Linked DNA regions of Mus musculus: region 2 is linked to region 1. The links are chromatin loops, found by intact Hi-C in ENCODE. Cell type or tissue: heart. All regions are shown on one strand. Each heading gives the region's core, and the rest is flanking DNA. Links, peaks and the distances in the headings are about the cores only.

Region 1 (15,162 bases), core at 4,293-12,292:
TCTGGGAGGCAGATGAGACAGGGCTGGGTGACTGATGGGCCGTGGGAGGTGAGTGACGCTTGGGGACTATGAATAACAGCAGCTTCTGGGAGACTGTGGGGGGCAGCCCCCCTACACAGACAACCCGGATGCCTGGCTCAGAGCAGTGCTGTTAGCAAGCTGTCTTCTCCCTGTGGTGCACCGTGATCCCCAAGCCTTTGCCCACATTGCGTCTTGAACAAAAAGATGCGCTACGTATGGGTCTGCCTCAGCTTAAATAAACTACTAGGAAACCTTTTCCAAAAACTTTCTCCGCTCTGCTTTTAGCACCTGACCCCCAAATATGCTATGCATGCACCCACAATATGTCCCTGTCCCTTTTAATACTTGTCCCCACAAATAGCTTACCAACTGTCCCAGGAAGGGTAAGAGTCACTTACAATACCTGGCAGATAGGATACAACTTAAGGCGATATCACACCTTCAAACATGGAATATGGGAGAAGATGGGACTTCAGTATGGGCTGCCCTAGGGTGAAGGAGCCTGGAACTCATCCCAGAAATGCATGGGCAGTTAGTTCTAAGGACCAGAAGCTCAACCTGTGGCTGCAACTCAATTATTGATAAAGTGCTTCTCTAGCATGCGCAAAGCCTCAGGTCCAACCCGCAGCAGTACTTGAGTGTGGTGTTAGAACATGCATGTGATAAAGTACTGCGGAGGTGGTAGCAGGAAGGTCAGCTGTTCAAGGTCATCCTCTGGGGCAGTTAGTTGAAACCAACAGGAGCTATACAAGACCCTATAAATCAATCAATCAATCAATCAATCAATCAATCAATCTTCAGTTCCTTTAAGGACCTGAAATCCAGAGGGGTTGGTCTGCCAGGCCATTTGGGCTTCTCTGCCCCTGCCCACCTCACCCCATCCCTGCCAGTCCTGCCACCATTGAGGTCTCCAGAGCACTGGCCCATCAGCCATTCTCAGAAAGGGAACAGCTCTAGAGTTTACAGTGCCCACCTCTCCCCTGGGAAAGCTTTTCCAGGGGCCATTGGAGATTCAATTTCCAAACACAAATGAGGTTTGAGGTTAACCGCACCTTCATTTCCACGTGGAAAGTCCTGGAGTGAAGCCTTCCTCCCTTCCTTCCATCCTTTGCTGACAAACCCATCCACTTCCATTCCCAGCAACCCACCCTCCACCACTGTAAGGGGAAAAAGAAATGACATTTTCCCTTTACATTGGAAATACTTAAAAGTCCCAAGAATAGATTTATAGGAATATTTTAACCTTTTCTTTGATCCTTGAAATGTCATTGTTCTGTGGGCTGAATCGCCAAGGGTGACCTTTTCCAGTAACCGCGGGGTGGGGAGCTCCTGCTGGCTCTTTGAAAGGAGCTTCATAGCTCTCCCTGCATTCCACCCCTACCCCAGCCTGAGCCAGTGGAAGGACCAGAGAGGTAACAAGGAGGGCTGGCTCCTCAGCCTGATGCCACCACACATGTGACCTTACCTGCCCCACAGAGCCCAGGCAGTTCCTCCAGCTCTGCATGGGACCAACCACTTGCCCTCCCCACTCTGTGGCCTTGAGACCCACACACGTGGAGATGTGTGGGACTCTTCACAGAATGCACTGGGGGAGGGGGTAAGATCAGACAGTGTGTGTTGTATTTAGTAGTTTCTGTGGAAAATAAAAGACCCTTTGAGTTTTTGCCCAGTGGCTGCCAACAATAAGTACTTATTTTCTGAGTGTATACATGTATGTATGGTGTATGTATTTATTGCATGCACATGAACATATGGTGCTTACAGTAGGATGATGGGTGCCTTCCTCTATACCTCTCTATCTTATGGCCTTGAGAGATAGGGTCTTTCACTGAACTGCAAACTCACCTTTCCCACTAATCTGGCCAACTACCTCTTTTCTGACTGAGCCATGTCTCTAGCTCCCAAACACTTATCTTTGAATGCAGAGGTCTTACAAGTATCTTGTGATCTATGCCAGCTTCTTCCAGGCATCTCTACTTCAGGATACAGACTCTGTACTCATGTGGGGATCCACAAAGGGGCTGACCACCTCATGATGAGGTCGCTGTATTAATCCATACAGCCTCTCCAGGTTTGGGCTCCACACTTGGCCAATATCAATCTCACCTACTTTCGGTTGGCCAAGCCAAGTCACTCGACTTGGATCCTGCAATGGGGCAAGGGTGAAGGCGTGGGCTCAGGGGAGAGGGAAGCAGCTATCTGCTGGGCAGAAATCCAGTCTATCAGAGCTTGTAAAGCCTTGGCACCATGCCTGTCTGTGACAGAACTCCGAATATGAATTCCTTTTCATACAACATTGCAACATTATTATGTTTTACGGCTCAGATTAATTCATTATAATTCACTGTAATAGCATCAGCCTTTTGGCTGATCGCACACGCCTTACTGTCCGGCTCCTGTGGGCCATGAGGTATCACACATGAATCAGCTCTCCCCTGATTCAGAAGCTTAATGCCTTTAAGCTTTTAAACTTTAATTATCTTGATGAAATTGTTTGTGGGGGTGTTTCACACCTTCCTACCTTTTTAACTAGAGCCCGCTGAGTGCCACTGAGCCCTTCACATTGATAGACTGGGGCCTCGGTGATGGGACCTGCCCAGGTTCTCTGCTGGCACACGGAGATGCTAAACCTGGTCTGTGCAGCACTGACTGGCCCAGCAGGGCACTCTTTACATTATGTCTACAACAAGTGGCCAGAGGACATCTGTCCTCTATGGATCTGCTTGTCAGGATCAGAAATGAAGAACCACAGACTCTGGCTAAACCCATTTTGGCCTCCCTAAAATCTGTTCTGATGGTTGCAGGGGTGGATTTTTTTCTAACAGACTATTCTAGTGGGTCTAATCTGAGTGTAGCTTCAGGAGCTCACGGTGCTCAAAGCACTTGAGAAGCAGTTAACCTACTCATCCTTCCCTGTGAGAGAGCCCGGTGGAAGTTTCACAGTAGCTGAGGAACTTCCCTTATCCCAGCCCCTCACCCTGCTTCCTTTTCTTTAGCCTTCATCTGCCCCTTCACACCCTTTCTCCAGAGTCCTTCTCTTTTCTGCCCATTTTGCTCCATCCTGCCTCCTCCTGTTCCCTCCCTCTTCTTTTCTTACTGTGGATAGAAGAGGCGTACCAACATTTAAACACATTCTAAAATAACTGGCTCATTCCTTCTGGTGCTGCTAGGCACCTCCTTCATCTTAAATTGCTTTGGGAACATGGGGGTGGTGGTGGAGCTCAGTTGGTAGAGTGCTTGCCTAGCCTGCAGAGAGTCCTGAGTTCGGTCTCCAGAATCACAGAAACTGGGTGTGGTAGTGCACACCTGTAATCCCAACACTCCAGCGGTGACAACAGGATGATCAGACGTTCAACATCATTCTTAGCCTTATAGCAAATTTGGGGCCAGCCTGAACCACATGAGACCCTACCTTAAAAGTGGAAATAAATTTTTAAAAAATCAAATCACAACTTGCTTCTGAAAACACTTGGGTTCTTGTCAGTCAACCTGTGGCTGTCTACCCCAACCCTTGGAGGTTAATTAAGTAAGCTCAGATGTCTTTCCAAATGTGCTAGGGATCACCTAGCTGTTCTGTGGAGGAGCTACGGCCTTGTGGAGCTGTCCTGGGTGCTGAAATGTTTCTCCTGCTCTGTTCTGCAAGCCATTGAAAGCGGTTGCTTTTCCTGCCCAGTCTTCTGAGCTGTTTAAAGTGGATACCAGAGCTTTTCGTTTCAGTTCTGTAACCTCATTGCTATGCCAGTGACAGATGTCTGTCTGCTTCGCTGGCCAGGATTTTTTTGGAAGGTGTTTAGGCCAAGAACAGTTGTCTATGGAAATAACCTCCAGGCTGTGACAAGCTAGCTCCTGAATTGGTTGCACAGAGACCTACGGCAGGGAGGAACCAAACTGACCAGTACCATGGTCTTACCTATACCCTCCACTTGCTAGATGCAGGATATTGGGATGGGCAATGTCTGTCCTATTCTGGACTCCAAAACCCACTTGGTAATGTGATCTACAAGATGGCAATCAACTCTCACGGGGGCATCTATAATTGTAAGGCCAGTTGGGGGGAGATGATAAAGTGGAGATAATGGTAAAGAGCCCTTTACAAAGAGTCAGGAGCTGTGCTTCATAACCTGCCACCAAAAGTTGTGTCATCTGGTGCCATGCTTTGACCTTCATCCCCAGACCTTCGAGAGGCTGGAAAGTCTAAAATCAAGCAGGCTTGTCTGGTGACACCTGCACTCCTCTTACAAGATGGTGTTTGAGGCTTCATCATTGGAGTGGGGTTACCATCTTGTGCTATCATGAGAAATGCAGAAGAGAAAGAGAACCCTGTGCCTCATGGAGCCTCTTCTAGGAGGAAGACTCCTTACTATATAGCCCAGGCTGGCCTCAAACTTTTGCCAACCCTTCAATCCCAGCTAATTGAGAAGACTGTCATGTTGGCTATTAAGTATCAATACCTGAACTTTGGAGGTGAGACATTTAAACCATAAAGGGATAAAGCAGGAGAAAGGGATCGCTTGCTCTCCTGCCAACTCCCTGCTGCTGCCCAGGGCTTCTGAGACAGGCTCTGCCCCCTTGGAACGAATGGTCCGGGTATAACAGACTAGAAAAGAGAGGAAGGAAAAGTGCCTTTCCCAAGGCAAACAAGCAAATAGCCTTTCCCATGCTTTCCTGACACTGGGAGATTTAAATGCAAAATGTCCCTGACGAACACCTGCATTTGAACATGCTGGCTAGTGGTGCTGTTTGGGGGGACTTGTGGAGCTTTTAGGAGGTGAGAACCTAGCTAAAGGTAGTCGGTGACCAGGAAGCAGGCTTTATAGGTTATGTCTCTGGCATTGTTTCCAGCCTGGATTCTGTTTTGATTCTCCCTCATCTAATCCGTATTCATTTATTCATTCATTTATTTTGAGATAGGATCTCTCAAGGTCCAAGTTGGCTTCGAGTTTATTACATAACAGGAGGAGCTTAGGCTTCTGTTTTTCCTACCCCCACCTCCAGAGTGCAGGAGTGTGCAGGACAGACTGGCCTTTACAGCCAGTTTGTATGTGGTGGTGAGGATCAAGTCCATGCTAAACAAGCACACCACCCACTGAGCCACACCCCTATGCCACCACTGATCACTCTACAGTCAAATTACCAGTATGCCCTCATAATGGCTGACCTCCCCGGAGCAGGGACTCTGTGACAGGCACAATCACATGCTTCTCCTCCCTGAAGCCCAAGGAGGGAAGGACTGATATTAGTGCACGCTAGTGGCTAAGGCTGCTAACTCTGAAGCTGGTACGCAACTAACCACCCCAAGGTCAAGGGCTAAAATTCCATAGCTATATTCTCTCCATGTCTATGGCCCTTGCTCATGCTGGCAGCTATTATGCTGTCCTAACTTTTCCCCTTAAGTATAGTTATATATGTATTTCATGCCTCTCTCTCTCTCTCTCTCTCTCTCTCTCTCTCTCTCTCTCTCTCTCTCTGTGTGTGTGTGTGTGTGTGTGTGTGTGTGTGTGTGTGTGTGTGTGTGTGTGTGTTTGGCGGTCAGAGGGCGACTTGTGATTCTCTCCTTCCACTATTTGGGTCACTGTAGTCTCCCCTCCCCCAGCCTGAAACCTCCCGACAGGAGGCCGAAGACTAGCCTCAGCTTTACAATTTGCATTTGAATAAAGTACCTGGACTTCCCCAAAAGAAGTTCTGCTTTCCTACTTTCTCACTGTCGAGATTTTGTCTTTCAAGCAGGTAAATCAACATTCTCGAGCCGGACCAGCAGATGTGCATCCCCGCCCCCCTAGAGCACACAGGTGGCAGCTGTTATCTCCATTCTCAGGACATTTCCAGCACGTGGCTTTCAGTCTGAGCTAAAAATTAGGTTTACCAAGAGGGCTAGAAAAGTAGCTATTTCTATATTAATAAAGATTGGTTTTTATTTTGATAGACAGGCTTGGTCCCTTAGCTGACCTCTGGCTTTTCACCCTTGCTGTTACTGCAATGTGTCCTTAGCTCCTTAGGCTGTGAAAAAAACAGGGATGAAGAGGAACGACTTCCAGCTCCTATTTTAGCCACAAATCGTGGTGTTACTAATGACATAATTATTGCTGAGGCCTTGCTAAATCTGAGGTTGATAATTCTCCTTTAGGAGCTGCACAGCACTCAGAACTGTACATACTGGTTTGTGATCGTACAAATTCAGTATGGGTATCGCTTGGTGCAGAGAGCTACTGCAGGGGAAGGTCCAGCTTGACCATTTCTGAGTTTCCTGTGAGATAAACCCGGTTTGAAAGAGGTTGGTATCAAATTTTGGCTAAAAACCAAAAATATTTTCGGCTCTGCCTCCCCTCCCCAAAAGATACTGAGAGCCACAGGTGTGGGTCTTAACAGTACCCACGGGAGGAATCGGGTCAATGTCCACCCAAGCCAAGGTTAAAAGCCCACTCATCTATGGATGAGAAAATCATTTGATCACCTCAGTTAAGCGTTGCCGTATTTAACTTAATTAATAGGGGGGGAGAGAGATTGGAGACCGTACTATTGAAAGGGCAAGCCCTTCACTGTCTCCCACCCAAATAAAAAAGCCAATTGGCCTTGTACTACAGAACCCCTTCTCCCTGTTTCCCACCTATCATCCAAAAATGCGGAGGAATATCAACTTAGTGTTATTCTTATTATAGTGTATTTCAAATTTGTTCAGTCAAACTTAGCCAGAGTTCCAACGCCCTACTTAAAATTCAACTAGAAAGTTACCTACCAAGTACTAATTAGCATCATAAAGTCAGAGCCTGCAGCTCCAGGCTTTTCAGTTAGTTGTTTACTAAGATAAGAAAGGACAGTCTTAAGCCAGATACAGTTTACCATAAGAAAAGTTAAAGAATCCCAGGGAAGCAGGTTTTTTCTTTAGCCCTAGATTCCAGGCAGAACTATTGAGCATAGATAATTTTTCCCCTCTCAGGCCAGCTTTTTCTTTTTTTTTAATTTTGTTAATAAAAGGGAGGAAATGTAGTCTCCCCTCCCCCAGCCTGAAACCTGCTTGCTCAGGGGTGGAGCTTCCTGCTCATTCGTTCTGCCACGCCCACTGCTGGAACCTGCGGAGCCACACACGTGCACCTTTCTACTGGACCAGAGATTATTCGGCGGGAATCGGGTACCCTCCCCCTTCCTTCATAACTAGTGTCGCAACAATAAAATTTGAGCTTTGATCAGAATAACTGTCTTGGCTACATTTCTTTCTCTCGCCACCTAGCCCCTCTTCTCTTCCAGGTTTCCAAAATGCCTTTCCAGGCTAGAACCCAGGTTGTGGTCTGCTGGCCAGACACAACAGGTCACAGGGACCAAATTCAGATCATCAGGCTTGATGACAAGTGTCTTTACCAGCTGAGCCATCTCTCCTTCCCTGGCATTCTTTTAACAAGGACTAGAAGGCAGCGAGAGGCAGCTCTGCCTTCCTCTTGGCACTGGCTTCAGGTCATTCCAGGCAGCCCTAGGGCACCAGGACAGCACCAAGTTGCACATGGGGCAGGAGAGCAGCTATGGCCAGGCTGCCCGTGGAGTCCTGGAGCTCTGCCCGAGCATTAACAGCCATGCTGAGTGCATGCACCCCTCCAGTGAAGCAGCCTACCAGGGGCTTCCAGGACTCAGGCTGGAGAGCTCCGGGCAGATTTATCCTCCCAGAGGTCAGACAGCAGCTGTATTTCACCACAGGGCCGGCGAAGGCCCTCAGAGCCCAGAATTATGTTTCTATCAAATATCCATTTGTATGGTTTATGGGCTCCTGATGACCTGAAGCCACTGGATCTTGCCAGACACAAGCTCTCATGCCCGTGTGTTCTTGTACTCTCTGTGGACGGTCCACTGCATGTAGGAAAAAGATGGGGATACCCTGTGTCCTCATTTAGATCTGTTCCCTCACTAGGTCACTCCAGTATGCCAAGATTAGAAGCAACAAGGTCAAAAACTTTCAGTGACTTCCCCAAAGCTGAGCAGACCCTACAGATGTCACCCAGGGGTGCTGATTGTCATGCTGCAGCCTTCCCTGAAGGACTGTCCTTGACTGACTGCAGATGCTGCATTCAGAGGCCATAGGAGGTCACCCCAGACTCAAGGCAGCCAGGGCCCTGTGACTAAGCAAGGATGTTATCACAGTTCCTGCCTTAACTGTCTGCAGAGCAGGCCAAGGCCCAGCTGCTGCTGTTAAGCTCACACCACTCCCTGCCTGCTGTTCCCCTGTCCTGCACCCCTTCCCTGAGCACCCCCTCCCAGTCCCAACAAAACAACCATCTCAGCTCAGCTTCTCGGAAACCCAACCCAGACCATAGAACCCCTGGTTTTTTTCATTCCTGCTGGCCAGTTTTCTGAAATGCTTCTGGCAGGAATGTTAGGGGACAGTTACCTCTTAGACCCTGGGGGACACTTCCTCAGCAATGTCAGGGGAGGCCGGATAGCAGTTTCTACCTTTGCTGTCACCGGTCATTACTGGGTGTCCCCCAACAGGACTGCAATGCCTGTGGATTGGTAAAGGGCATGGAGATAAACCACTCTAGAGACAGCTTCAGGGGACAGCATCTGCTTTATTGTACACGAGCAACTACTTACATTGTGGAAGCCTACTGTCTGTGATTGGTCAGCACATTACCTTCCACTGGATGGAGAACGCCAGGGTCGCTATGCAAAATAACATAGAGAATGGAGACCCATTCACAGGCCAGCTACTGGCTACTCATGCTACTTCAGCATCCAGTGCTCTGACTTCTGGGACTACTCAGGAGCATGGTGTGCCATGCTTCTTCCTTATATGTGCAGTGCTCCAAGTAGGCTGACTGTGGGGCATGTCTGCATTTTCTTCCCTACGTACCTTGTTACCCATATGAGCAGGAAGTGACTTGTCTACAACCAAAGATGGTTGGGAAGCTCAGTCATGAGGCACAGGCCTGACTCCTAATCCCAGGTTCTGTTTGGTACATTCAGTTTGTCCTCACAGGAGCCTGGGTAGCCCAAGGAGTGACAAGATGTAAGAGTGCCTTGCCTTTGGCAACCTCCCAGGATCTTCTGCCAGAGCTCACAGACCCTCCTCCAGGTATACAACTCAGACTCCTGCTCTTTTGGGCCACCCTAGTCCCTCTGGGGTTTCTTCTTCTCCCTCTTTACCTCCCCACTATGGCTGTAAGCATTCCTGAAGTCCAGAGCCACAGATCACTACTGATGTCCACACAGTGACACTTTCCTTAGCAAAGAAAACTCTGAGCTTTCAAGGACACAGGTGGGAAAGAGTCCCCTCCAAGCTTGACTGCGTCCTGTGTGGATGCCTCGCTCTGATTAATGTCACCTCACTTTCTTAACCTCCAAAGACACTCATGGATCAGTACACTTTGGCCTACCATGGGAGGGTGAAGGGACTTCCCATCTGCCCTTCTGCCCCCAGGGTACCTGGGAGCTGGGGCTTCAGTGCTTAAGGTCAGCAAGGGCACCTGGGAAACCAGCACAGAGAATGTGGATCTTCAAGTGGGGTGTGTGTGTGTGTGTGTGTGTGAGAGAGAGAGAGAGAGAGAGAGAGAGAGAGAGAGAGAGACACAGACAGACAGACAGACAGACAGACAGAGTGTATGTGTGTATATGAGAGTGTGTGTGAGAGAAAGAGAGTCTGTGTGTAAGAGAGAGAGCATATGTGTGTGAGAGAGGGGTGTGTGTGACAGAATTATGTATGAGTATGTGTAAGAGACAAAGAGTGTGTGTGAAAGGAAGAGTGTGTGTGTAAGAGAGAGTGTGTATGAGAGTGTGTCTGTGTGTCTGTATGTGTGTGACAGTGTATGTCTGTTTGTCTGTTTGTGAAAGTGTGTATGTGAGAAATAGCCTGTGTGTGAGAGTATATGTATGTGTGTGAGAGACAATGTATGTATCTAAGAGACAGAGTAGATGTGTTTGAGAAAGAGTCTGTGTGTAAGAAAGATTGTGTGTATGTGTGAGAGTGTGTGTGACAGAATTATATGTGTGTGTAAGAGAGAATATATGTGTGAGAATGAGTCTGTGTAAGAGTGTATATTAGAGAGTGTATATGTGTGTGTGACAGAGTGTATGTGTGAGAGAGAAGATATGTATGACAGAATTGTGTGTGTGTGTGAGAGAGAGAGAGAAAGAGAGAGTGAGAGGGAGAGAGAGAGAGAGAGAGAGAGAGATCCCATGTGTACCCACATGGGTTTAGGTATGTGTTTAAGCCAGAGGTTGACGGCAGGTGTCTTCCTCGCTTGCTCTGATATTTTTGACAGGATCTCTCTGCACTTGGTCCTCACCAGTTCAGCAACACTGGCTATCCACTCCCCAGCACTTTGGTTCCAAAATCACACCACCTTACATATCTTCTGCATGGGTTCTGGGAATTCAACCTCAGATCTGGCTTGTATGGCAGGTACTTATCGACTGAGCCAGTTCCTCAGGCCCCACAGTGGCTTCTGACTGTTCTCGGGCACCACAGGGCACCATCTGAGCTCTGAGTCAGCGCACCAACCACCTGTCTACTTACCTAGGGTGTTTCTTTACAGTGACTTAAAAAAACAGAACAAAACATAGGTGTGCTGGCTTTCTGTGGAGATTGGTTTGGTTTCTGAGGGTTTGAAGGCAAACAGCAGACTGTCCAGCTTTGGGGCGGGGGTGGGGGGTGGGGTGGGGTGGGAGGAGGAGTGGGGGTGGGAGGTGGATGGGGTGGTGTTTGTTCTGTTTTGTTTGTTTTTAGTTAGTTTGATTGGTTTGGTGTCTGATACAGGGTCCCATTGTGTTCCCTGCTCTGGCCTTCAAGAATTCCTTCCACCTCAACCTCCTCTGTAGCCAAGACTAAGGATGTAAATTCTTCTGATACCTGTGGGGGTGAGGGTGGGGGCTGGGGGTGGCAGGAGGATGGAAGCCAGAGCCTCCTGCATTCCCGCAAGACTTATACCACTCAGCTATGCCTTCAGCCCTTCATCTGTTGATTTAGAAAGGAGATTTTCTGTTTCCCATGTTTGAAAACCAGAATGGCAGGCACACTCTCTGCTCCCTTCATTAAAGCCAGAGCCAGGGTAGAGTGGAGTGATATTAAAGACACCAGGACCTCCTGCAGAGCCTTTCTCCTGCCAGGTCCAAAGCTGGAACCTGTTTCTAAAGAAAGACCCTTCTGCAGGATTCTGGCACCTAGTGACCCATGCGTTGGAAAACACTGACCCCAACACCAAAGCAGCCACAGGTCTGCATCGAACTCACCTCAGCGTCAGCTCACTGACTTTGCTGCTTCTCCTCCATGAAGGGCATCCATAGGCCACATTAAGCCCCAGCCCTGCAGGTGCACCGAAATGCATGTAGGGAGCGGCAGCAGCAAGAGAAGAGAGAGGCTTTGGGGCATTGTGGGTGTCTGACTTGTGTTTTCCTTTTTTAGCAAGTGAAATTGGCTTTCTTCTGCTTGAATGACAAGATCAGACCCTCAGTTCCTATTGTGGAAAAGTCCAGGCTTTATTGTAAAAACAATCATGCTAAGTTTAAAGCAGGGATTAAAATCAAGGCATATTCAGCCTGCTCCTTAATAAGCAATCTTTCTCTGCCCGTGGGAAAAGAATCTATTCCTGCCTGCTGGACTTCCCTGGCAGAGAGAGAGGTGCTCAGCCAGGCCATGAGGCCTCGGAGCCTCGGGACCTGCAGTTCCCTGAGGCCAGCAACATAGAGTACACCGTGGTGACAAACAGAGAAAGAAGACACATGACTGACACATGATCCTTATTGGGGTGTGTGTATGTGGCATGTGTCTTCCTCGATCACTCCCTATCTTATTGGAGGATGCAATGGGATCTCTCTCTGATCCTACAACTTCTTGACTCCTTGATTCTTTGACCTGGCTTTATCTGCTAGCCAGCGAACCTGAGGAATCCTCCTGGCTCCCCACCCTGCCCTGGAAACACAGATGTGCTCTGAGCAGCTGTGCTTTACTGGAATGGAGAGTTTTACTTATAAATCAGCCTATCAATGATTGTAAAGTGAATATTTTAACTTAACTCTTTGACAATTTCCTACACATACACTCCTGCCCTGACTGGGAATAAAAATGACTTCTAAAGGACACATCTTCTAGGGTGGGATTCTGGCACCTTCCATGGCCTTACAACCTGTGCTTTGCACGGTGCTGACCCGGAGGAAGCAGCCATGAGACTGGGTCAGTACTCACTTCTGCCCTCATATCCATCTTAATCATAGCCATCTCCCAGTCCTCCTGCCCTCTTCCCCTGAGCCCTGCCCCCACCACGTGCCCTTTCCACCTTCGTATGCTCTTTCTTTTCTTTTCAATAACTCACTGAGTCTAAGAAGCACTCCCTGCATGCACATAACCATGGGACTGTGCACAGGCGGGTGGATAGCTTAGTTGGACCCACACCACAAAAGAGGATTTACTCTCTCTCCCCAAGAAGCCATTGACTAGGAGCCCTCACAGCTTTTCAGCTAGGGGTGGGGCCTCCAGAACTGGTCCTTCATCTATGCTGGAATTCTGGCTGGCTTGATCTTATACAAGTCTTGCACACATAACCTTAGCTGCTGTGCATTCACGCGTGCAACACCCGTGATATGGCCAGAAGACAGCAGTTCACAGCACTTCTTCAACTCTTCTAGCTCTTAATTTTTTTCTCTCTTGCATCATACTCCCACAGGCTGGAGCAGAGATGTTGATGTAGATATGTCATTTAGGGCTTCACGCTCAATAGTCACTCACTCTCAGCTCTGTGAACACTTCTGAGTCTCAGCATTAACTGCTGCTCACTGTAGAGAGACGTTTCTCTGACCCAAGTTGTAATGATGGACTGGATCAAGAAGACAAGTAAAGAAGGTGCTGCAGGCCAACCCACAGAGTAAAGTTGATTTCTACCAGCCTGCACTGGACAGAAACACCACAAGTAAACACACGGGGGCAGGAGGGACAGCCCCACCCTAGAGAGGTCTAAGTGAAAAAATGAAGAAGGAAGCCACCACCACCACAGATCAGAACCCTCATAGAGACTAAAATTCGTGATGGTTACTTAGCAGAGGCAGAAGGACACAGTGTCCCCTTGAGTACTGAGCAATTAGAAAAGGGAAAATCCTGTGTACAGTGAGTCTCTGAGCAGAGCCAAGAGAGGAAAAATAACATGGCTAGCCTCAGATGCCTCTCCATCCTCATGTCCCTCTGAGATGAGCCACATCCGACATTCTGTCCGTCCCAACATGGCATGACTTTAGTGGGGTCAGGAGAGCACTCACCAAACCAAAGCAGACTAGTCTGTGAAAATTCTGTCCAGGGACATTTAAGAGTGAGGGCTCAGCGACAGAGGGCTCAAGGTATGTCTCAGTGGCTAAAGTGAGTCCCGTGCAAGTGTGAGGACCTGAGTTCAGATCGCAAAGCCCGCATAAAGCAGAATGTGGGCACACATGGCTGCAATCCCAGTGCACGCACACAAATGTAGTCATGTTTTCCTTTAAGTATCAGATATGATCACAAGAAAATAACCAAGAAGGCCTGAGGCTCTGTACAGAATGGAAGGGAGCAGAGAGGACCCATGACTGATGCGGTGCAGTGTCCTTGGATGGGTCCCCAAACAGAAGAAGGACAGGAGACAGAAAACTGAGAATGCCTCAGTGAGTTTTGACGTTTGGTCAATCCCCTCCTAACATGCTCAACTTCTAGTGTTGGTATGTGGTTTTTTTTGTTGTTGTTGTTGTTCGGTTTGTTTGTTTTGTGGGGTTTTTGTCCTGTTTACTGAGAGTCGAACTCCAGGGGAAACTAGTGGGAGGGGGACTCATGTGAGAAACTTGTTGGATCCATTTTACCACATTTGTTAAATATAAAATCAACTCGAGAAAAGTTCAATGCTGGCATAGGCTAAATAATGACCCCTAAAGATATCAGTCCCTAGTTCTTGGAACCTAAGGATGTTGCCCGCTTCTGAGGCACACAGCAAGAACTTACATCCCTGATGAGTGGGAATCTCGAGATGAGGACATTATCCTCCATCACCTAGGTGGTGGTAAATACCATCCCACGGATCTCACGAGTAAAACACAGAGAGAAATGCCCCAGAGGGGCAGGAGGTAATGTGACCAACAAAGCATAGGCACACAGCTGTCAGCCTCCAGGCCGGAGCAAGGGAGCAGCATCCTCCCCTGAGTCCCCATGTGAGCCCCTCAAGGCCCTGCCCCTGAGGACCTCCAACCACCAGGCTCCACCCACTCTGCCCTTCAGAGTAAAGAGCCCCAGCTCAGAACTTGAAATCCCACTGATCGCCACCCTGGAAAGCTACACACACACACACACACACACACACGCACACACGCACACACACACACACACACGCACACACACACACACACACACGCACACACGCACACACACACACGCACACACACACGCACACACGCACACACACGCACACACACACACACGCACACACGCACACACGCACACACGCACACACGCACACACACGCACACACACACCACACACACGCACACACACGCACACACACACGCACACACGCACACACACACACACACACACACACGCACACACACGCACACACACGCACACACACACACACGCACACACGCACACACACACACACACACGCACACGCACACACACGCACACACACACACGCACACACGCACACACACACGCACACACACGCACACACACACACATGCACACACACACGCACACACACGCACACACACGCACACACACGCACACACACGCACACACACACGCACACACGCACACACACCTCTATATAATCCCTCTCTTCTGCTCAGCTCTCTGCTGCTTCTCTCCTGAGCAGAGGCAGCTATGCTCCTGGGTGTTTTTTCCTCCTGATAAATCTCTGTGTGCGGTTTGTTGTGCGGTATGACTTTGGTATTTCCTGGCTCTTAACTGCCAGAATAGCTTTCCCTTCATACCTGTAACACTTGTACTGCGGAAGCCTTTCCCCTCAGAGTTGTCGCATCTGCATTCAAGACCCTTGCTTTTCTGCTCATCCATACATACTGGGGTCTCTGGCCTCTGAAACTAAAACAAAACTTTGGATTTCTTTAAATTTGTTTTTTTAAAGATTTATTTTGTTTTTGATTGTGTGTGTGTGTGTGTGTGTGTGTGTGTGTGTGTGTGTGTGTGTGTGTATGCAG
Region 2 (15,162 bases), core at 3,768-11,767, 77 kb before region 1:
TATCTACAGCTGAACAGGGAGGCAGGGTTGCTGCATACAGATAAGCAAGGAGTTGGGGTTATTACATACAGCTAAACATGGAAGCAGGGTTATTATATACAGCTGAACAAGGGGTTGGGGCTCACTAAATCACAGTAGGAACAGTCTTCAGGCCACGGGGAGAAATCTACTGTAAGCATTTCTGGCACACAGTCGACATCTGTACTTGGACCCAAGGGAGGTTTTGCTGTCCCTCTGAGCCTCACTCAAAGAAGGCTTGGTCACTCCCACGGGACTAAGACATTAGTGTCCCTGACGTGGCTGTGCCCATGTCAACAATAGACATCCACTTATAACCTCCCTCCCTCCCTCCCTCCCTACTCTGAGCCAAGACCAAACAAACTTCAGCCGTTTGTGGTCAGTATCGGTCCTCACCAAAATGCCAGATGTGTCAGGCAGACTGGAAGCTTCCAGGGACACAGCCAGGCTATGGCTGAGCCCAATCACGAGTCTGGCATGTCGAAGCTTCTGAATATTAAGAGGGGGACAGCCATACAAAAACATTTAGGGCAGGGTTCTTTACCAGAGAAAGGAAGTGGGGTGGAGGGAATGGGGAGGGAAGAAGGGGGCAGAAGAAGTGAGAAAGTTAGTAATGAAGGAAAGAAGGAAGGAGACAAGGGAGGAAGGGAGTGGAGGAGAGGAACTGGGGAGAAAGCACCCACTTGTCCTTCAGGCTGGTTTCCCTCTTCTTTGTAGCTGGTGCATTTAATGCTCTAGTGCCACCCATGCCAGAGTCCTGTGTGTGACAGTAACTCCTCCCAGTCTTTGTCACTCACAGGATGTTACTCAGCGTGACCTCTGATCCTCAGGGCAGGGCACTGTTTTAAGCATATTTGCAGTTGACCCTTCACTCCATCCTCAGCAGAACCAAGTCCACTTCCTGCCAAAATGTGTCACGGATGATAATTAAAGAGGTTGATTTATGGCCCTGGACAATGGCGACTCTCAAACACACAGGCAGGCAAAGGGTGAGCCTTGCTCAATGACTGAGAAGTTCCCATGCCACTAGCTATGCAGGCCATGACAAAGGATGCCGAGGAAGCACCAATGGCAGAGTGTTGGACTCCCCAGCTCCTTTCTGCAAGGCTCCTTTGGAGACAAGACTGGGCCCCCAGCTGCGGAGGGTACAGAAGCCATAGGTCCCTTCAGGGCTCTCTGTCCATTTCCAAGCTTCGCTGAGAGACCTGGCTGCCCAACCAAGTCAGGAGGAGCCATGCATGGGGAGGGGTTTGAGAATGTGCTTAGCTGGTTAAATTCAGAGAAGAGGGGACTGTGATCGAACCCTCCATCCTGGCAGGAAGCTGGAATAAACAGCTTCCCTGGACCTTTGAGAGACGTTTGAGATGTTCTACCTCCACCCTGAGGTCTGGTGTCAGCAGCTGTCTGGGCTCCCTGCAGGCCTCGGGCTCCCAGCCTCCCACTGGGAAGACCAGCAGCTGCCAGGGATCCAGAAGGCGGAGGCTGGAGCTGCCTATGGGAGTTAGAGACTATGCAGAGCACACAGTGACATCCCCAAGGGCATCAAGTGTCATAGGGCTTCCACCTCCAGGCCTAACCTACCTTCCTTCCTTCCTTCCTTCCTTCCTCCCTCCCTCCTTCCTTCCTTCCCTCCCTCCCTCCTTCCCTCCTTCCTTCCTTCCCTCCTTCCTTCCTTCCCTCCCTCCCTCCTTCCCTCCTTCCTTTCCTCCCTCCCGCCCTCCCTCCCTCCTTTCTTCCTTCCTTCCTTCCTTCCTTTGCATCACACATTCTTCCTTTAGGGAGGAGGGAAGCACTGCTTTCAGAGCCCAGGCTACCCTGCCTCCAAGCCTGCTTCTGAGCAGGCCTCACACTCTGTAGCTGAGTTGACCAAGCACATTGTTTGCCTCAGTGTCCTGGCAATCAGAACGGCTTCCACCTGTGTGAATGCACCCGTGGTCTCTGTACACACCAGTGCTGCACAGATTTGCACATCCCTCACTGGCTTGGGAACTGTGACGCCTTCCATTAGCCTCCGGGTGGGCTCTAACGGGCTGGGTCTCTCTGCTAAAGGCACAGCTCCTCCAGGTATCCCTTTCTATGTATCATAGGTCTCTGAAGTTTCTGGCAACTGCTTCTTTCTCTTGGTTTTTCCAAGCTGCGGGTATGTGTCTCCAATTGTTTTAACCACCTGTCTGCAGGTCTGGGGCTGAGGGAGGCAATTTGGATGCAGGAACCAGGTTACAACACTGATCTCTGAACTCAGTGGACCAACCTGGAAGGAGGTTTAAACAAAGGGTAGGAACACTCAGAGATGAGGAACTAAGGGTGAGCTGAGGCGGTGGGCGGTGGGGAAGATGGAGTCCGCCTTCTTCATATCCCTGCCTGGAAATGCTTTTCTAGTGTGAACCTTTGTCAAAGAGTAGGCTGCCAGTATCCAGAGAGAGAGGGCTCCTCTGTCTGTAGACATTTGAGCTACCTGGCGGGGGGGGGGGGGGGGTGTGTGGAGCACCAGAGAGCACATGAAGCTGAATGTGGGGTAGAAGGACAGCCTCTGTCTGGAAACTACTGGGTGACCTTTTTCTTGAAAAGTCTCTCCTTTCCCCAGGGCCTTAGCGGGAGGCCACTGGAGCCTGCATCTGGGAGCGTCACTTGCTCATGTATAGAGATACTTGGAGTGAGGGCCTTGCCTGCCCTGCCTGGAACCCACCTCTAGTACAGCAATCCTGGAGCTAAGGAAGAGCACACACTGACAGAAAGGAGAGGGTCATAGCATACACTGGCACCTGGAGAGAAGGGATCAGAAAGAAGGAAAGGGCTGAGAAGTTTTGATTTTTTTTTTTTTTGCTCTCACTTCTTTATGTTTGTGACAGTTTAATTTATCCCAGGCTAGCCTTGAATTCACCAGATAGCCTAGGATGTCCCTGAACTTCTGATCCTCCTGAATGCAGTGATTATCGCTCCACCTGTCTTTATGAAGTGCAGGGGATCAAAGCCAGGATTCTAGGTACACAGACTTCACTAACTGAGTCACACCAGGCCTAAGAATCTAGTCTTTGGACCAAAGAGGCTTTGCTTAAAAGAAAGATCTTCCAGAGCCCCTCACTCACACCATAGACAGGGAGGGAATCTGAGGCCAGAGAGGAAGTTACTTTGACCTCACAAACTGTACTGGCCCAGCCCAGCTCTGTCTCCTGCCACCACCACCCTCCAGCCCTTACACTGCCCACAGTCACACGCATGCCACCTTTGTCTCCATGTTAGGAACAGCTGGCTGTCCATGGTAAGCTACCGCTTGGGTATGAGGCAACCATTTTCCACAAGGCAGACAACCTCTCTGCTTCTCTTCTTGTGGAGAGGTGTGTTAGCTGCAATGGCAACAGCTGGGTGAGACAGTGCAGCCCTGTCTGCCCACACTCCACAGCTCCAGCCATCCAGAAGAGGGTGGGGAGGGAGGGCAGGCCTGGGCTACCAGCCTCCACAGGAGGAGCCTTACAGAGGCAGGTGCCAAGAGGACTTGGGCTTATCAAATGTCAAGAAATCAACTCCCATGCTCTGATTACCTATAAGAGCTCCTGTCACAACCTGAGACTCTGTCAATCACTGCAGCATTCAAACTCAGGACTGGCAATGGAGACCTGAGTCAGTAATAACTCAAATGGGCCACTTCTATTTGCATATTAAAGCTGGGTTCTTCCTGCTGTGTTCCACTCCTTTGTGGCTCACCAATGCTCACCTTCCTTACGTGGATGGGAAAGAATGAGGCTCCTGCACTTCTGCCAATGGGCTTGGCATTGAGCAGAAGGACAGAACCTGGGAAGGGGTCTATTAGTACGGACAGAGCTGGTCCCGGACACTGTGATGAGAACATATGCTTTCCCGGAGCAGCTGCTGTGCAGGATGATGTCCTCCAACTATCCTTCATCATCCTGTATAGTAAACCCAAGTGTGACCTGCAGCCTCCCACAGAGGTGCAGGCTGAACCTGCCCATGAGCTCAGGGCTGGAGGCACCACGGTCAGTCACCTGAAGGTACAGCAATGTGTGGCTGAATTTCTGGGACTGTGAGTGGCTAATGTGGGGGAAGATTTGTTTTGCAGCATTGCCAGTGGCAATAGCTGACAGCTACACAGGCTCATGGCTGGAGTCAGGGAAGGAGCCTAGATGTTGTTTAGACAGGCAGCCTGCCAGTGTTCCCACATGAAGCCTGTTGGGGAAATGCTTCAGATTCTAAAAGCTTGTGCAAACATGGGGAGGGCCCAGCGCATCTGTGGCACTCACTGCATCTCAGGGATGGAGTTCTTAGCTCTCTCCTCTCCCTAAAGGCCAGAGCTAAATAGAGGCAGAGCTGGGGCTAGACTTTCCTGACTCCTGTTTGTACTTACTTGATCTGGCACCCAAGCCTCAGCCAGTGAGCAATGAGGCCTGTAAGAATTGGAACTGTGCCACCCTCTCCCTACCAGTTCAATATAGTACTTGAAGTCCTAGCCAGAGCAATTAGACAGCAAAAGGAGATCAAAGGAATACAAATTGGAAAGAAATAAGTCAAATTATCACTATTTGCAGATGATATGATAGTATACTTAAGTAACCAAAAAATTCCATCAGAGAACTCCTAAACCTGATGAACAACTTCAGCAAAGTGGCTGGATTTAAAATTAACTCAAACAAATCAGTGGCCTTCCTCTACCCAGAGGATAAACAGGCTGAGAAAGAAATTAGGGAAACAACACCTTTCACAATAGTCACAAATAATATAAAATATCTTGGTGTGACTCTAAGCAAGTGAAAGATCTATATGACAAGAACTTCAAGTCTCTGAAGAAAGAAATCAAAGAAGATCTCAGAAGATGGAGAGATCTCCCATGCTCATGGATTGGTAGGATATAAACTGGCCATCTTGCTGAAAGCAATACAGATTCAATGAAAACCCCATCAAAATTCCAACTCAATTCTTCATAGAGTTAGAAAGAACAATTTCCAAATTCATCTGGAATAACAAAAACAAACAAACAAACAAACAAACAAACAAGCAAAAACCCAGGATAGTGAAAACTATTCTCAACAATAAAAGAACTTCTGGTGGAATCACTATGCCTGATGGTACTGTGGCAGGCAGGTAGATCAATGGAATAGAATTGAAAACCCAGAAATGAACCCACACACCTATGGTCACTTGATCTTTGACAAAGGAACTAAAACAATCTAGAGGAAAAAAGACAACATTTTCAACAAATGGTGCTGGTTCAACTGGCAGTTAGCATGTAGACAAATGCCAATCAATCCGTTCTTATGTCCTTGTACATAGCTCAAGTCCAAGTAGATCAAGGACCTCCACATAAAACTAGATACACTGAAACGAATAGAAAAGAAAGGAAGGAAGAGCCTCGAGCGCATGGGCACAGGGGAAATTTTCCTGATCAGATCACCAATAGCTTATGCTCTAAGATCAAGAATTGACAAATGGGACCTCATAAAATGGCAAAGTTTCTGTAAGGCAAAGGACACTGTCAATAGGGCAAAACAGCAACCAACAGATTGGGAAAAGATCTTTACCAACTCTACAACCGATAGAGGGCTAACATCCAAGATATATATATATATATATATATATATATATATATATATAAAAGTTCAAGAAGTTAGACTCCAGAGAACCAAATAACCCTATTAAAAATAGGGTGCAGAGCTAAACAAAGATTTCTCAACTGAGGAATATCGAATGGCTGAAAAGCACCTAAAGAAATGTTCAACATCCTTAACTATCAGGGAAATGCATATCAAAACAACCCTGATATTCCACCTCACACAAGTCAAAATGGCTAAGATCAAAAACACAGGCGACAGCAGATGCTGGTGAGGATGTGGAGAAAGAGGAACACTCCTCCATTGCTGGTGGTATTTCAAGCTGGTACAACCACTCTGGTAATCAGTTTGGTGGTTCCTCAGAAAATTGGACATAGTATTACCTGAGGGCCCAGATATACCATTCCTGGGCATATACCCAAAAGATGCTCCAACTTGTAATAAGGACACATACTCCACTATGTTCCTCCAATTTATAATAGCCAGAAGCTGGAAAGAACCCAGAAGTCCTTCAACAGAGGAATGAATACAGAAATGTGGTACATTATTTACACAATGGAGTACTACTCAGCTATTAAAAACGATGAATTCATGAATTTCTTAGGCAAATGGATGGAACTAGAAAATATCATCCTGAGTGAAGTGACCTAATCACAAAAGAACACACATGGTATGCACTCACTGATAAGTGAATATTAGCCCAGAAGTGCAGAATACCCAAGATACAATTCACAGACCACCTGAAGCTCAAGAAGAAGGAAGACCACAGTGTTGATACTTTGGTCCTTCTTAGAAAGGGAATCAATGGGAGGTGATACAGACACAAAATTTGGAGCAGAAACTGAAGGAAAGGCCATCCAGTGACTGTCCCACATGGGGATCCATCCCATATACAGTTACCAAACCCAGACACTATTGTGGATGCTAACAAGTGCTTGCTGACAGGAGCCTGATATAGCTGTCTCCTGAGAGGCTCTGCCACTGCCTGACAAATACAGAAGTGGATGCTCACAACCATCCATTGGACTGAGCACAGGGTCCCCAATGGAGGAGTTAGAGCATGGACACAAGGAGCTGAAAGGGTTTGCAGCGCCATAAGAGGAACAGCAATATGAACTAACCAGGACTCCCAGAGCTCCCAGGGACTAAACCACCAATCAAAGAGTACACAAGGAGAGACTCAAGGCTTCAACTGCATATGTAGCAGAGGATGACCTTGTGGGACATCCATGGGAGGAGAGGCCCTTGGTCTTGTGAAGGCTCGATGCCCTAGTGTAGGAGAATGCCAGAAAGGGAAGCAGGAGTGGATGGGCTGGTGAGCAGGGGGAGGGGGATGGAATAGGGGGTTTTCAGAGGGGAAATGAAGGAAGGGAATAGAATTTGAAATGTAAATAAAGAAAATATCTTTTTAAAAGAAGAATTGGAACTGTGACCAAGCTAGGTCTGCCTGGGTCATCATGGGTCTTGGAACAAGTCTGAGATTCCCACTCACTGGAGGTCAATGTTAGAGAGTTCCATGGTCAAAGCATTAATGTGCTTTACAAAACAAAGTAGCAGTGTGTGTGTGTGTGTGTGTGTGTGTGTGTGTGTGTGGCCCAGCCACCAGACCAGGGGTCCAGACAGGAGCTTCAGAGTCAGATAGAATAACATTTCCCAGCCCTGCCCCTTCTTGGCCATGTGTCCTCCTGAAGCCATCCTAACTGTGTCGATGGTAGCTGCTCTGTGCATCTAATGCAACCTCCCACAAAATTCAAGTGCCTTGACCTTCACTGTGCAGGCTATGTAATGGGGGGAGGCTGGAAGTGGCAGGGAAGTAACAGGAGGATCTCTGCGATGTGACAGCCAACATCCTGGCTTAAAAAACCATGGTGACAGCCCCTTTCTCAAGGGAGGAAGACACCTGATGTCCTGGACACCTGATGTCCTCCTCTCGCCTTCAAGTGTAAGTACACAGCTGTGTGCACCTGCACCCCCATGTGAACACACATATACCACACACACAGCTAACTTATTAATTAAAATAAATGAGGAAAATAGCTTGAGACACCAGCGAATGTCTCCCTGGTCCCATAATCCTTCCCTGCTAGTTGGAGCACGCACCTGGCGTTCACTGCTGAGGGCTCAGCTCCCCGCAGCAGCCAGAAAGAAGGCTCTACAGGGATGTTTCCATTTCCTTGTGTTTAGTTTGCTCCCTGGAGATTAGGTAATAATTGCTAATCCTATGGGGAGTATTTGGGGCTTATTGTCAGTTTAGAGCCCTGAGGAAGGCAGCCTCAGCCTCTCTTTTTGTTCTCACATGTGTGTGGAGAGTGGGGTTGACACCACACCCTGGGAAGCCTAGAGACTCTCCAATGAGCTACTACTGTGTCTGAGGGCCTGGGTTAATCTGAGGAGTTGTAAGGAAAGATGAAGAGTTGCCAGCACCGGCAGGAGGGCTGAGGTTAGGTCACTTGTACTTGGGGATTCACTCCAAGTCAGACCCCATTCAGAGGCATATGTGATTGAGTGGGTGGGGATGAGTGGGGATGAGAGGGAGAGGGAGAGAGAGAAGAGAGAGAAAGGAGGGGGACGGGAGGGGAGGGGAGGGGAGGGGAGGGGAGAGAGAGGATGGGCCTAAGAAGAGGGGAAAGGAAATCCCTTCCTACCACCCTCTAAGGTTCAAAACCCATGGAGTAGAAGACAGAAAGATTGTAAGAGCCAGAGGACTGTGGGGCCTGCTGTGAAGGAGCATCTTCCAGCCACGACAGAGCTGCTGGACTCATGCACTCACAGTAGCTGTGATGATTGGCACAAGATCCACACAGGATCAAGCATGGATGGGGAGGGGCTCAGCCCCCACCCCCACCCCGACCCCCACTCCTGACTGGGAGCTACTGTAGGCTGAAGGGTGGGGTGGTGTGGTCACTGGTAGGTTGTCCCTGCTCCAGCAGATGGCCCCACGCCTGTGCGCATACAAGAAGTACTCATTGAACTCATTGAAAAGGAGGAACAACGGTGGGTATAAGGAGAGGGGAAGGGGGGAAGGAAGAGGAAAGGAGGGGAAAGGAAGAAGGAACATGAAGTTAGGAGAAGTGGAGGAACCCTGGAGGAGTTGGAGAGTGGGGACTGAGTGGGGTGTGTGATCTAAATGCATTGATCCATGTATAAAATTACCAAAGCATTTACAAAGCAGAAAAGGGGACTGAGCATGTCAGGGCAGCTCTAGGTCTCCTCCCCCTTCCTCTTCCAGAGTCTCTGGGACTTGTCCTGTAAGGATAGAGAGAGGAAGGAGAGTGTGGTCTCACACCTGGGATGAGCCAGCTCCAAGTCTCCTCCTATGCCTCCTGCTGACAAGTCCCAGGACCTTAAGCAATCTCTCCTCCCTCTTCCCCTCCCCCCTACTCCTCCCTCCATCTCTTCTCCCTCCCTGTCTTCCCTCCATCCCTGATTCCTTCTCTTCCTCCAGGCTCCCCTCCCCTCTCACTTGATTTTCTTTTAGTGAGGAAGGTGGGAGGAGGAGGCAGTGGGACTCACATTCCTTAAGCCCTAGCCACTTAGAGCCCTCTACCCACCTCATCATCCTGGAGAGTGGATGCTGCCTGGGCCCATTTTAAAGAAGCAGAAACTGGGGTCAAAGAAGATGTGGGAGGTCGCCAGCCTCCGAGGGTAGAGGTGCGGTCCCAGTCCAAGTGGGCTTCGGTGCTTTCTCCTTTGGCATTGGAAAATTACCTCTAGAGTTGTAAACACAGGAAACTCCGGGTGTGTGCCGGTGCATGCTCAGAACTGAGTTTTCCTGGGGATTCTACGAACTGTTCCTAAAGAGGTCAGAGATAGCCAGAGAGGCTGCAGCCTGTCCACAGCCACCCACGGTCACCCCAGGACACTGGGCTGCAGCAGTGGCAGGCACAGCAGCAGCCAGGCCTTCCTGCTTCCGGCCTCTGCTTCCTTCCTAGCTCTTCCTCGAGGCCCTGTCCTCCCTGGAGCAGCTCCCACTTTCAGGGACCACACCCTGCAGAAACACTCTGAAACTCCCAAGTGATTCCTGGCCACATTCCTGTGGCTCTTTTCCAGAAGGGCTAGCTTGGCCTGAGGTCATCCACTAGAGCCGGAAGTGCTGCTGAGATCTTTCTCAGTCCAGGAAATGGCTGTGTGGATGGATGGGAGCTGGACTGCAGACAGCACACAGGAGCTCAAATCAGGTCACGTCAGCTGTATGCAGAGACCTCCATCTGATACTTAATCTAGCCTTGCAAGGTTCTTCCATATTATAGGTGAGGAAACTAAGGCACAGAGAGGTTGAGCTACCTCCCGGAGGACACACAGAGAGCTACTGTCCAGAAACTGCAGGTTTTTCTTCTCATCAACACATCTAGAGACTGAACTAGATAATTAATTTATGGGCTCGGGACCTTTTACCAAAATAGCTGGGGTCTTCCTGCCACAGACATCAACAGAAAGCAGGTTGGATTTTCTAGGATCTGGGTTTCCACTCCAGGCTCCATCCTCCCCCCCCCCCCCCAACCATTTCTTCTGTCTCTTCCCTGCTCTGCTTCCAGAGTCCCTGGTCACCTACTTGTACCTCCCTCACAGTACACATAGGTTTAAGTCCCTGCACACTTTCCATGCAATGAATGACCTCAGACAATCACTCATGGAAACTGCTGTAAGGGGCTCTCCCACCAAACTGTGGCCATCTTAATGAAATCAGGCATGCCTACTTCTGAGCCCAATGGAGCTGTGAACTTGGTATTTCTTTCCAGAATGAGGGGCAGGGAAGGTCATTGGACCCTCATCTGAGTATCCAGCCATTAGGATGCAATTTTCTCTAACCTACTCCTGGCAGGTGTCTTAGTTAGGGTTTTACTGCTGTGAGCAGATACCATGACCAAGGCAATTCTTATAACGATGACATGTAATTGGGGCTGGCTTACAGGTTCAGAGGTTCAGTCCATTATCATCAAAGTGGGAACATGGCGGCATCCAGGCAGGCATGGTACAGGAGGAGCTGAGAGTTCTACATCTTTATCTGGAGGCCGCTAGGAGAAATCTGACTTCCAGGCTAGGATGAGAGTCTTAAAGCTCAAACCCACAGTGACACATCTACTCCAACAGGGCCACACCTAATAGTGTCAGTTCCTGGGCCGAGCACAGACAATCTGTCACAGCAGGGGACTTCAGAATGAACTCAAATAATGGCTGGGGAAGAATAAGGGGAGTGGATTCCATTATGTGACTGGGGGAAGCCATCATCCATACAGGGCAAATGAAGACTTTCCAGTGTGGCTGACTTGGGGGTCCTCCTGCTCTTGTCAGAAGCCTTCACCCATGCTCTCTAAGCTCAATAAACTCACTGGTTCCCCGGAGTGAGCTATGATTTGTCACTGGGACCTCAGGAGGAGGGGTGGATAGTGTTTTCATCCACTTCCCAGAGAAGGAATCCTCAGAACAGGAACTGAGCCTCAGTTTCCTCTAATACAAGTGGGGTGACTGTGCTGACTTGAGGGCGAAGCAGGAGGACTGCTGGAGCTCCTGGGCACAGTTCACAGGGTGTGGGCACTGCTGAGTGATTGGTGGCTTTGGTGGTGTGAGGGGTTGAGGCAAGGGTGACTAATGGCCAGGGTGAGGCCAGAGAGGCACCAAGTGGTGGCCACAATCATATCTAGAAGACCCTGAACAACAGGATGGACAACGGACAGCCAGTGCAGCAGGTGTGGCAAGGTACCCCTGGGTGTGTAGGCCATCCTGGATGGCTCCCCAAGAGAAATGTTTTACCGTATGTTGCTTCTTTGAGCTAGGATCTCATTATGCAGTCCAGGCTGACCTTGAACTTAGAGTGGTTGGGGGGGGTGTATATTTATATCCCTACTTTGCAGAGCAGGAAATGGAGACACAGAAAGGGGGAGTCATCTCCCATGGTCATTTCCCAAGGTCAGGTGGCCCAAGGCAACCATGGACACCTTAGAACACAAGCAATAGGCTTCTCCTCCACCCTGTCCACTCAGCTCTCTACACTAGCTGAGAGACTACTAGAGCCAAGTGTCTCCTGACGCCCAGGATGGAGCCAGGCTATAGACAAGTTCCCAAGGGAAGCAGCAAAGTCAAGCTGAATCAACCAGACCCCTTAACCCATTCCAGGATGTACTATCCCTTTCCTGGACCCCTGCCCTGGAGCTACTGGAGAAAGGGCCCGGCTTAAACATAATTTTTAACAATTAAGGTTAACTAAGAGGAATGTACTCCATGAGGAAACGAGAGGGCCATGAGCCCGTGAACTTGCAGAGTTGGGGTTGACTCCAGCTCTTTCTAAAAATAGACCTCAGGACGGGGTTTCTCAGGGTTTATGCAGGAATCAAGTGAGACCTATTGCCCAGTGATATGCCATGGGAGGCCAGGCCTATTCAGGACTCTGGATGCAAGGACCTCTGCCTGGTGACACCGTTCACTAGCCTTCATCCCAAGGGACTTCCAGACCTGTTCATGAGCTGGACCCACATTTTCCAGCCCGGCACCTGGCTGCCTTTCCCGGAAAGGCCTTCCAACAGAAGGTTAATCTGTACACTTCCTGTAGAGAGCCTGTTGAAGACCCAGGCCAGACCTATACTCAGTCTCCCTCTATTTCTTTTGGGGTTTTGTGATCTCTAGGCAGGGGCTTAGGTCTCAGGCCATCTGTAAAGAAGAACAAAGCTGATATGGGGGTGGGATCAATGTGGAGGCTCCTCAAAATGTTTGAAGCAGAGGCTGGGAGACAGCCAGTGGATAAGGACACTTGCTGTGTAAGTCTGAGGATCTCAGCTCAGATGCTGCACAAGTGCCCATGTGAAAACCTAGGCACAGCCAAACGGCCTTGTCTCTGCCCACCCTGGGGAGTATAGAGAAGGGAATTATGTGTGCGATGGGCAAGCAGACAGCTGTATTTGACACATGTGCTAGCTCATGTCATCCTCACATATCCCTGGAGCAGAAGATGCTTCTCGCCACCCAGCACATGGGGAAGTTGGGGCACAGAGCAGAAACAAGACCAAATCCAGTCCTGCCAGTTTGTCACCTGGGCTCGTCCATTTCACCCATTGCCCACGGCTGATAAACTCTCATGATCCCCTGGGCATCTGCCAATGTGGAGAGAGTGGGACCAACCTGGCTTCTTCTATCTCTCTGTCCCAGAAGACAATGTTGCCAAAGCCTAAAAGAAGCCAGAAGCAAGAAAACAGGACTGGAGCTGGGCATGGTGGCACATGCCTTTAATCCCAGCACTTGGGAGGCAGAGGCAGGTGAATTTCTGAGTTCGAGGCCAGCCTGGTCTACAGAGTGAGTTCCAGGACAGCCAGGGCTACACAGAGAAACCCTGTCTCGGAACAAACAAACAAACAAACAAACACAAACAAAAAGAAAAGGAAAGAAAGGAAAAGAAGAGGAGAGGAGAGGAGAGGAGAGAGAGGAGAGGAGAGGAGAGGAGAGGAGAGGAGAGGAGAGGAGAGGAGAGGAGAGGAGAGGAGAGGAGAGGAGAGGAGAAGAAAGGAAGGGAAGGGAAGGGAAGGGAAGGGAAGGGAAGGGAAGGGAAGGGAAGGGAAGGGAAGGGAAGGGAAGGGAAGGGAAGGGAAGGGAAGGGAAGGGAAGAGAAGAGAAGAGAAGAGAAGAGAAGAGAAGAGAAGAGAAGAGAAGAGAAGAGAAGAGAAGAGAAGAGAAGAGAAGAGAAGAGAAGAGAAGAGAAGAGAAGAGAAGAGAAGAGAAAAACAGGACCAAGGGAACCTGCCCCTCCCAGAAGCCTCTGTTGGGGAGGGGGTGGGGCTATCCATTCTCCTGCCTTCCCCTCCTGTGCCTCAACATCCTCATTCCCCAGGAAGCCCTGTTTGTTCTTCTCCAGCCCCTTGGAAGGGAGGATTTGTAGCTTTAATAATGCAGGTTTTCTCCAGTAGCCTCCCTTGCTGCTCGGTCCCCTCCAAAGATCCTCAAAATTAAAACACTAATCAGGAATTTATTTTCTCATCAATCCTGCCCTTCAGGTTATGAGGCCCTGGGTGTTTTTGCAACCTGCTGTCTGGCCTCCGGGAGCTCTTTTTCAGAGTAGGAGCTGGGGACAGGGGACACAGGGATGTGGGTCCTGACAGGATGGAAAGGGTCTCAGGGTCCTGACAGGATGGAAAGGACAGAGTGACAGAGATGGCAGGGGGCAAAGATGGTTTGAGAGGAAGGATAATAAGCAAGCCTGTGCCCAGAGAGAGGTCCAAGAGCCACCTGCTGCAGGGAGGAGACAGAGGGAGGGAGCCTGGAATCAAACACACAAAAAAAACAAAAGAGGAGGGGGTAAGCAGAAAGTCTGCAAGACTAGAGGGGGGCAGAGAAAAATGGCAAGAGAGGGTCAGAGGAGAGACAGAAGAGAGAACAGAGAGGTGGGAGGAACAGTGGGGGGGGGGACACAGCAGCCAGGGGCATGCACCCCTACTAGTCTGCCCTTTGGGAGGGGGATTGCAAACCATGTCTGTTTTCACACAGATGTCTGCTATGTGAAAGCAGGGTGTGCTGATCTGTCTGTGTCTGCATGAGTGAACTGGGCCCAAGCTCCTAAGTGAAGACCCTGGATCTCTCTCTCTCTCTCTCTCTCTCTCTCTCTCTCTCTCTCCTCTTCCTTTCCCTTTACTTCCCTCCCTTCCCACTTCTCCTCCACACCCTTCTTCTTTCTTCAGGAGCCATCTGGAGCTTGCTGGACCCCAGATCCTGCCCTCCTTCCATAGGCAAACCTCTGAGCAGGCAGCACCCCACTATAGCAGCACAAATCACCTGCTTGCTCCAGGTGTCTCCAGCATCTTTAACCGTGCATGGATCTGTCAGGTCACCCTAAGCACTGGGCACAGAATCTGCTTGGTCACCCTTTATACACTCTGATAGCAGGCAAGCTACTTACCCCCTGAAGCCACCAGCCCCCCCAGTTCTTCCTTTGGTTGGCCTCAGTGGGCTTTTCCCACCATGATGGTCAATGGTCCAAACCACTTCAGAAGACCCAAAAGAAATGAAACAAAACCAACCAACCAAACCAATGGAAAATTGGGGATTGCATTCATCTGACAGGAGCACCAAGGGTCTCTCTCTCTCTCTCTCTCTCTCTCTCTCTCTCTCTCTCTCTGCTAAAGTGGAGGATGCTGACCCTGGCATGGGAGAGATTTCTGTAGAGAGCCCTGGGCCAGATTTGCCTCTGGCTTGCCCATCTGGATAACAGAATGAGGTAGCACCCACCCATCTTGGAGTATAAGTGCTCAGGGCTTTGCTCAAGATTGGCATTGCCCACATATCTGAATTTAAGGGGTAATCTCAGTTCCAGAAGGTTTTACACTGGCAGCAGATCCAAGTTCAAGTTCTGCGCAGGCAAGGTCATCACCTAGGATAAAACTTGAGACTTAGGTGGGCAGCTCAGGGGAAGTACTGGCCACAAGAAGATGTTTCACAAAGCTCAATGCAGGACCTGGTGTAAGCTAGTTAAGTGCCATGAAGCAAGAGTCTAGTCAGTGTTACACACAGGGGTGACCTGGAGTCCCAGGGTACTGTTGGAGTTTTCAGGGCAGAAGCCTGGTTCATGGAATCCCAGAGACTAGGCTGGGCCACTCTTCTCTAG

The links. Hi-C counts contacts between places; a loop is a spot of excess contacts. Peaks named below come from ENCODE experiments on the same cell type or tissue, not always from the same donor. Only the 100,000 strongest peaks of a DNase experiment are listed, where the experiment ranks them.
Region 2: it touches region 1 in a loop (4-fold over the local background); 2 of 42 quality-filtered maps call a loop at or near these places.

Annotation. Positions count from the first base shown.
Region 1 is chr2:92,660,346-92,675,507 of GRCm38, reverse strand. No RefSeq gene overlaps it. Among named protein-coding and RNA genes, the nearest start is that of Chst1, 68 kb to the right of the region's middle. In heart, for the core only: no CTCF peak of the experiment used is centred there; DNase peaks (open chromatin) are centred at 7,557 and 8,147; H3K27me3 peaks cover 448 bases.
Region 2 is chr2:92,736,645-92,751,806 of GRCm38, reverse strand. Gm13816 (a long non-coding RNA gene) reads right to left here and starts at 9,577. Exons shown (of 2, transcript XR_866546.2): 1 at 9,131-9,577. In heart, for the core only: a CTCF peak has its summit at 8,507 (motif pointing right); DNase peaks (open chromatin) are centred at 4,256, 8,496 and 9,646; H3K27ac peaks cover 1,575 bases.